2 separate regions of the Homo sapiens genome follow, and region 2 is linked to region 1. Evidence: read pairs that join two places in POLR2A ChIA-PET (ENCODE). Cell type or tissue: K562. All regions are shown on one strand. Links, peaks and the distances in the headings refer to the core of each region. The heading gives the core; the rest is flanking DNA. Region 1 has its middle 9.6 kb from the start of EIF1. Region 2 overlaps RAB5C (RAB5C, member RAS oncogene family).

Region 1 (4,389 bases), core at 272-4,271:
CTCCCAAAGTGCTGGGATTACAGGTGTGAGCCACCGCACCCGGGTTGTTGTTTGTTTTTGAGATGGAGTCTTGCTCTGCCGCCCAGGCTGGAGTACAATGGCGCAATCTCAGCTCACTGCAACCCTGCCTCCTGGGTTCAAGCGATTCTGCTGCCTCAGCCTCCTGAGTAGCTGAGATCACAGGCGCACATTACCGAATTAGCCCGGCTAATTTTTGTATGTTTTTGTAGAAATGGGGTTTCAGCATGTTGGCCAGGCTGGTCTCAAACTCCTCTGCTCAAGCCATTCGCGTGCCTCAGCCTCCCAAATTGTTGGGATTATAGGTGTGAGCCACTGTGCCCAGCCTTCACAATACTTTTTATATGAATTACTTATTAAAATAAGAATATTTTGGATCTATTATATTAAATAAAATATACTATTAAGTTAAATTCACCTGTTTCTTTTTACTTTAAAGAAACGTGGCTCCTGGGAGCCCCCAGGAGCTATTTAGTTGCATGTGTGGTGTGCGTTCTATTCCTACTGGACAGTGCTGCTCAGCAGGATGCTAGGCTGAAGCGAGCCTGCTGGCACACACATGGCAGGCCCTAGTCACAGGAACGGCTGTTCTTTCCAGCCTTCTCTGCCACCACCTGCCTCATTTCTTTGTCTCCTGCCCCCGCCTCCAGCATCTCTAGTTCCCAGTGATTTAGCTCTGCTGTGAGCTTGCATATTTCTCTCCCTGCTCCCAGTTTAGAAGACAGCTTGGTGATGGTCATATGTACCAAAGCCGGGCCAAGGATGTCGAGGGAACTTTTTCCTGCTCAAGTGGCTTATTGAGTATTCACTCACCCAAACTGTGTCCCTTCCTGGGCCAACAAGGTGAAATTCTCTCCTCTTTTCACTTGCCTAGCCCAAGACAGATACTGCCACCTGAGCATGCACCGGGGCAGTGGGGGGCATCGATTTCATCCTTTGCCCCAAACAGCTTAGCAGCTGTCCCTCTACCATAGATAAAACTCTTCCTGAGAGGAGTTTTGTACGGTCTTTTTTTTTTTTTTATTTTGTGAAATTTACAGTGGTTGAGCTCTTGCTACGAGCTTAGCTGAGTGTTTCACACCCTGTCCCATGGAATCCTGACAAAGCTCATTAGTCCTTCTGCAGACAGAGACCTGGCAGGATAGCGGTGGTGGCCCTCTTCCTGCTGGGCTGCCTGGCCACCCAAGAGGGACCAGGTTTCCTGAGCGAGGAACCTCTGGGATGATTGTGCTCTTATAAAGGGGTTATCTGTTTTCTTGATGGAGGCCAGCATTTGGGGCATGCACCCCAATTCTCTCCGGAGCTCAGATGTGCCGTGCATATTTGGAGAGGGTCTGGGAGGCCAGTGCTACTGTGGACAATCTCATTACAGCACACAACATAAGATTCAAACAAATTCCCTCCCTCCCTCCCTCCCTCCCCTCCCTCCCTCCCTCCCTTCCTTCCTTCCTTCCTCCTGCTTTTCTCTCCCTCTCTTTTCTTTTCTCTTTTCTTCTTTCTTTCTTTCTTTTCCCTCCTTCCTTCCTTCCTTTCTTCCTTCCTTCCTTCCCTCCTTCCCTCCTCCCTCCCTCCCTCCTTTCTTTCTCTCTCTTTCTTTCTTTCTTTCTCTCTTTCTGTCTCTCTCTCCTTCCTTTCCCTTCCTTCCTTCCCTCTTTCTTTCTTTTCTTTTTTTTTTTTTTGAGATGGAGTCTCATTCTGTAGCCCAGGCTGGAGTGCAGTGGCACAATCTTGGCTCACTGCAACTTCTGCCTCCTGAGTTCAAGCAATTCTCCCACCTCAGCCTCCTGAGTAGCTGGGATTACAGGCACCCACAATGATGCCTGGCTAAGTTTTGTATTTTTAGTAGAGATGGGGTTTTGCTATGTTGCCCAAGCTGGTCTTGAACTCCTGACCTCAGGTGATCTGCCCACCTTGGCCTCCTAAAGTGCTGGGATTACAGGTGTGAGCCACTGTGCCTGGCGAGAATTGTTATTTTCTTTTACAGATGAGGATGTTACCCAGTGTAATGCCTGTGTGACATAGGTGAATTTCTACCCTGCCTTAATTCTGCTTATCTTTAGGAAACAGGATGCTTGAGGTCAAAAGCTCCCCCTTCTGACCAAACTGGCTAAGACTTGTGGGATCCAAGGCAGCTCACTTGACCTCTGAAGAACCTCTAACTTCATTATAACTAATTTCTGTGCTAAGTGACACTCCCACCAGCACCATGACAGTTAACAATCACTGTGACTAAGACCGGAAGAAACCACAAAAACACAAAAAGGAAGACGGCACTCCAGTTTCAAGGAGTTCTCCACCCATTCCCAGAAAAGAAATGAATATTCCTCCCCTTACTTTTAATATCCAACCCTTTCATTAAAGGTGCCCTATATCTGTGACTTCCTGGCTCTCAGGAGCCGAGCCCAAGCTCCCACTTCTCAATTCCATGACCGTCTAATCTAAAGCCTGCACTGCTTGACATTCACTTTCAGTTTTGCATATTGATTTGTAACACCAAACGGGGAAAGGCTCCATTTTCTGGGGACCAGCTTTGTTGGTAACAAAGATACTGAATCATAGAGAGGAATCATTTTTGCAAGATCACAGCTGGTAAGTTGCATGGCTGGAATTCAGATCCAGAGCCTGTGCCCCTAACCTGGAAGGGGTGCCTGCCCTGGAAGATTGTCTGGGTCTGGTCCAGGGCCCCATACAGGCATCCTTGTAGTCACTGCTGGTTTCCCTTCCCAGAGCTTGGGGGAGGTGCTGAATGTCCTGCCCAGGTCAGTGTGGCATTAAAGAAAAGATTACTCATGACACTTGTTAAAGATGAAGGAAGACTTTATTCAAGGGGGAGCTATTACATTGGGGTTTTGTAGCAGAGGAGAGAGACTGGGTTTCACTCTCTCTACAATAGGGAAAATTGGGGATTTATAGCCAAGGAACAGGGTAGGGAGATTGGTGGAAAATTACTAAGAAGTTTTTATGCTCTTTTACCCCCGTAGTTCAATGAGTTCCGAATTGTTGTCCCATGACTGAGAAAAATGAGGTACATGGACAGCAGAGAGTGAGTAAGGCAGAATAGAATTTATTGAGGGACAGAAAAGCTCTCGACAGTGAGAGGGGACCCAAAAATGGGTTGCTGACCACGAGGCTGATACATTATAATTAGCATATAATAAGCAGTAAGGACACCAGAGGTTGGGTTGCTTTCTTTTTGTTTTTTTTTTTTTTTTTTTTTTTTGAGACAGAGTCTTGCTCTGTCGCCCAGGCTGGAGTGCAGTGGCACGATCTCAGCTCACTGCAACCTCTGCCTCCCAGGTTCAAGCGATTCTCCTGCCTCAGCCTCCCAAGTAGCTGGGACTACAGGCACGTGCCACCAGGCCCAGCTAATTTTTTGTATTTTTAGTAGAGATGGGGTTTCACCGTGTTAGTGAGGATGGTGTTGATCTCCTGACCTCGTGATATGCCTGCCTCAGCCTCCCGAAATGTTGGGATTACAGGCGTGAGCCACCGCGCCCAGTCCAGAGGTCGCTTTCATTACCATCTTGGTTTTGGCTGGCTTCTTTACCACATCTCGTTTTATCAGAGGGGTCTTCGTGACCTGTACCTTGCAAAACCAGTCCTGTGGAACTCCTATTGCAAGACTATACAGGTTAATGGCTTAACTCTACAATACTACCCCACTTCATTTTAAAATTTTATCTATCTGTCTGTCTATCTATCTATCTATCTATCTATCTATCTATCTATCTATCTACTTTTAGAGACAGGGTCTTGCTCTGTTGCCCAGGCTGGAGTGCAGTGGTGTGATCATAGCTCACTGCAGCCTCCAATTCCTTAAGACTGTCCCACTGCAATGCCAGCCACAAGTCTGCGCTTCACGTGCTTCTGGCCAATGGTTATAAATCAGGAGTTCCCACAACCCCTCCTTGGATTTGATAGTTTGCTAGAATGGCTCACAGAACTCAGGAAAACAGTTGAGTTACCAGGCTGACAGCTTATTATAAAAGAATACAACTAAAAAACAGCAGATGGCTGGGTGCAGTGGCTCATTGCTACAATACCAGCACTTTGAGAGGCCGAGGCGGGCAGACCACTTGAGGTCAGGAGTTCAAGACCAACCTGGCCAAAACAGTGAAACCCTGTTTCTACTAAAACTACAACAATGAGCCAGGTGTGGTGGTGGGCACTTGTAATCCCAGCAATTTGTAATCCCAGCAACGGGCTGAGGCAGGAGAATTGCTTGAACCTGGGAGGCAGAGGTTACACTGAGCTGAGATCGCACCACTGCATTCCAGCCTGGGAGACAGAGTGAGACGCTGTCTCAAAAAACAAAACAAAACAAAACTCAAAACAGGCAGGGCGCGGTGGCTCACGCCTGTAATCCCAGCA
Region 2 (4,389 bases), core at 253-4,252, 460 kb before region 1:
CCCCAAGTCTAGGTTTAAGAGCTGGACCTCCTGAAGGTGGGAGGTGGAGCCCACCCTGTTGCAACACCCCCCATTGGGATTCGGCTAGATCTCACCCTGGGCTCTTAAGCTTCTGGCTTCCAGGGCCAGGGCCAAGCTTCCCCTGTTAGACTCTTAGGTAAGACACAGGCCCTGTGTGAAGCAGTTCCATAGGCCTGGTCACACAGAGGACACCCTTCTCTTTGATTCCATCCCCCAACCCCTAAACCCCCCTTTCCTCTGCAGATATACTCTAGACTGGTTGGGGAGTGGAGAATATCATACTGTTATAACCTCTTTCTCCCCATCGAAAAGACATAAATATCAGTTTCTCTTTATTATTGTGAAGCTTTAAACCACTTGAAAATCCTTTAGCCCACAGTTAAGCCCAAACAGTAAATATATCCTTAATATATATGTGGGAATCTTATTTTTTATGAGGAATCCCATTGTCTTGCACCTTATTTGTGTTTAACATTTGGGTATCTTTGTTCTCCGTTGGTCTTTTCCAATTCAGGTATCATCTTTTTGATTGTCTTTTTTTTTTTTGAGACAGAGTCTCGCTCTCTCGCCAGGCCGGAGTGCAGTGGCACTATCTCAGCTCAGTGCAACCTCTGCCTCCCGGGTTCAAGCGATTCTCCTGCCTCAGCCTCCCGAGTAGCTGGGACTACAGGTATGCGCCACCACGCCCAGCTAATTTTTGTATTTTTAGTAGAGACGGGGTTTCACCATGTTGGCCGGGATGGTGTCGATCTCTTGACCTCATGATCCACCCGCCTCAGCCTCCCAAAGCGCTGGGATTATAGGCGTGAGCCACCGTGCCCGGCCCTTGATTGTCTTTAATATTATTTTCTTCATACTAAAGAGGCAGAAAATATTTTATATACAGAGGAGCTAGATTGCATTCATATCGTTTCCAAGCTTTAACTTTTCATGATTATATGCAAAATTCTATACCAGCAGCATTTTTTAACCTTTTTATTGACATGTGACTTATGTATAATAGTTTACAAATTGTAAATACAGCTCGATGGGTTTTTATATTATTATACACTCATGTATTTACCTCTCAAATCAAGTTATAACTCCTCCATCCAGCAGTGTGCTTTTTTTTTTTTTTCTTTTTTTTGAGACAGTGTCTCGCTCTGTTGTCCAGGCTGGAGTGCAATGGTGCGATCTTCGCTCACCACAACCTCTGTCTCCTGGGTTCAAGTGATTCTCCTGCCTCAGCCTCCCAAGTAGCTGGGATTACAGGTGCCAGCCACCACACCCAGCTAATTTTTGTATTTTTAGTACAGTCGGGGTTTCACCAGGTTGGACAGGCTGGTCTCCAACTCCTGACCTCAGGTGATCCACCCACCTCAGCCTCCCAAAGTGCTGGGATTACAGGCATGAGCCACCTCACCCGGCGGCAATGTGCTTTTTTCAGTTTGATAGAAACTCATTTTTTCCTAGCTAAAAGCTACATTTTTTAAAAACATGCATAGAAGGTCGCAGTCCCTGTTATTTTTAGTAACAGGGGTTATGGTAATGAGATTGTTAATATTCTGGGGTTTTTCTTTCTATCTCTAATAGGAGAGCCTTGCTTGAGTTATGAGTCTTGGGCAGGCTTGGGCTCTGCCACCAGCTAGCTGGCTGTGTGACCCTAGGCAGGTCACTTCTCCTCACCTTCATTTTTTTTCTTTAATTGTCAACAGTAGGATGGGGTCTTTAAGGCCCTTTTGGGCTCTGACTACCAATTCTAGCCTCTGGGGTAATAAACCTGCCACTTGTTGAAAGCTCACCTTCAGCCTGATACTGTGGTGCATTGTTTCACTTGATCTGAACTACCCCATGCAATTAGTATTAAAGAATACCAATTTTTAGATAAGGAACTGAAGCTGATAATGATCACTTGTGTGACTTGGCCAAGGTCACACGGCTAATAAACGGTGGAGTGGAGCTTGAACCAAACCCGGCTCAGCCTCCCAAGTCCTAACCTGCTAGCCACGCTGGGGAAGGTTGTGGGTACCTCGTGTGGATCGTGGCTGGCGTTGCTTCAGATTCTTCTTTCCTCTGGGTCTGCAACCAGCTAGAAGCCTGGATAGTCCTGCTGTGAGTCTGTCCTCTGTTTCTGTGTGCTGGCAGTGGTTTTCCCTTTTGAGGAAGAGCTGTGTTCTTGAGCCTATGGGTAAATCATCTCCCCAACTAATCGGAGCCTGGGAAGCATTTGCAAAACCTTGACTCCAGTTGGCTTTTAAATCAAATGTCTTCCACTTTAGCCTTTGAACCGAGTTACTTCCTCCTGTGTCTCTTGCTCCATTTTCTTTAACAACTCCTTTCTGCTGTTGTTTTTTTGGTTTGATTTTGTTTTGTTTTGCTGGACTCTTGTTTAAATATTCAGGAATGCCCTTTTCCGGGGTAAAATGTAGCTGAAGAGTCACTGGTCAGAAGCACCTGCAGGGGACCCTGGGCGGGGTCACTTGGTTCTCAGGCCACCTGGCTAACCTTGAGTGAGCTAGTCTCTACGCCCCGCCTGCCCTGGTCAACAGTCTGATTGGTTTCCCTAATCAGCTTGCTCTCCAGGCTGTGCCAGGACTCTCAGCTAGAGGAAGTCTCTAAAGCAAACAGGAAGTACACGAGACACTCATCAGCTGGAATTGCTCACCCTTTTACCAGGAAGGACAAAACATATGAAGTGGGTGACTTCGTGGATTAGAGGAAAGGTGAAACTTTCAAAGGGAGGTTAGGGGGAGGAATTGCAGCAGCATCTAGTGTCTTGGAGAAGGCTCCAGTTGCTGAGTGAAGCTGAAGACCCCTCCCACATTCATGGACTTACACATGCACACTTACGAGTTGTGCACAGCACTGATCGGGGGTGCCTTTCTGTCTCTTGGATTTCTCCCTCCTTCGTATATCAACTGTAGCTCTTGTGCTTCGATCAACTGCTTAAAATCACTGGGAACTTATTTTTAAAATACTGATTTCTGGACTCCACCTCTAGAGATTCTAATTCAGTTGGTCAGGGTATTTTCTAAAGGCCCTGGGTGATTCTGGTGAAGAAGAGTTTGACTGGAGGCTGAAATAGAAGGATCACTTGAGCCTGGGAGGTCAAGGCTGCAGTGAATCGTGATTGCATCACTGCTCTAGCCTGGGCAACAGTGAGACTCTATCTCCAAAAAAAAAAAAAAAAAATTACAGGTGGCTCACACCTGTAATCCCAGCACTTTTGGAGGTTGAGGCAGGAGTTTGATACCAGCCTGGCCAGCGTGGTAAAACCCCGCCGCTACAAAAAATACACAAAAATTTAGCCGGGTGTAATGACGTATACCTATAGTTCCAGCTACTCCTAGAAGCTGAGGCATTAGAATCGCTTGAGCCTGGGTGGCAGAGGTTGCAGTAAGCAGAGATCGTGCCACTGCACTCCAGCCTGGGTGAGAGAGCGAGATTCTGTCTCAAAAAAAAAAAAAAAAAACTTAAGAAAAAAAAAGAATTTGAGACCCACTGACCTGTAGTGTCCAGAGCAGAGGGAACCCCGGAGCAGGGAAGAACAGTGTCCCATTTTTCTTTCTCTTTCTCTTCCATCCTTGGCCCAGAAGTGCCTGTGCACAGGGCCAGGGTGTTTAGGAGCTTAGATCCCTTCTGCGCTTTCATGTGCATTGTATTAATAGGAAAATAGTGTGACTCCAAGTCCTTATACATTCTCTCCCCTTTCCTGTGGAAGACATGAGGTTGGGACTGGTGCTTGTTCTTAGTGGCCTCTGAACAAGCCAGGGTTCTGATTTGGATGGTGGGTCCATGGCAAGGAGAATCTTTCTCCCTAGATCTGAAGCTCCAGCACGGCCATTGTACTTGTGAAAAAAAGTCAACTTTTTTTTGAGACAGAGTCTTACTCTTTTGCCCCAAGCTGGAGTGCAATGGCGCGATCTCAGCTCACTGCAATCTCTGCTTCCTGGGTTCAGGCAATTCTTGTGCCTCAGCCTCCCAAGTAGCTGGGATTACAGGCGTGTACCACCACGTTGGCTAATTTAAAAAAATCAACTTTGACTGTAACTTTAGCTCTTATGGAGAATTTGATTTTTGTCTCAAAGAAGACTTTGAAAACTATGTCAGTTTTGGCTATAATTCCATCACCTGACTGCACAAGTGGATAATTTTTGCCAGGGGTTCAAAAAGAAAGATTGCCAGTAAGACACACATCCCTGGGAGGCAGGACAGCTCAGTGAATGCATTCACCTTTACTACCTGCCATGTCTTCAGTTTCCCAGGCTTGGGAGGAGAGGGTATAATGCTTCCTGGGGCTCTCGGTCTGGCCTTCCCCTGGCTTAGACACCCTCATATCTCCGTGCGCCCTTCCTAGCAAAATTGGCTTCCTTGGGCTTTATTGACTGC

What was found. ChIA-PET counts read pairs that join two places held together with the same protein. Peaks named below come from ENCODE experiments on the same cell type or tissue, not always from the same donor. Only the 100,000 strongest peaks of a DNase experiment are listed, where the experiment ranks them.
Region 2: POLR2A ChIA-PET joins it to region 1 with 6 read pairs; 5 of 35 experiments call an interaction of 5 or more read pairs at or near these places.

The regions. Positions count from the first base shown.
Region 1 is chr17:41,677,088-41,681,476 of GRCh38, reverse strand. No RefSeq gene overlaps it. Among named protein-coding and RNA genes, the nearest start is that of EIF1, 9.6 kb to the left of the region's middle. RefSeq lists an enhancer at 2,524-2,753. In K562, for the core only: a CTCF peak has its summit at 2,111 (motif pointing left); DNase peaks (open chromatin) are centred at 2,146 and 2,756; H3K4me3 peaks cover 1,016 bases.
Region 2 is chr17:42,134,064-42,138,452 of GRCh38, reverse strand. All of the region lies in intron 1 of RAB5C (RAB5C, member RAS oncogene family), which reads left to right. Among named protein-coding and RNA genes, the nearest start is that of HSPB9, 13 kb to the right of the region's middle. In K562, for the core only: no CTCF peak of the experiment used is centred there; a DNase peak (open chromatin) is centred at 2,579.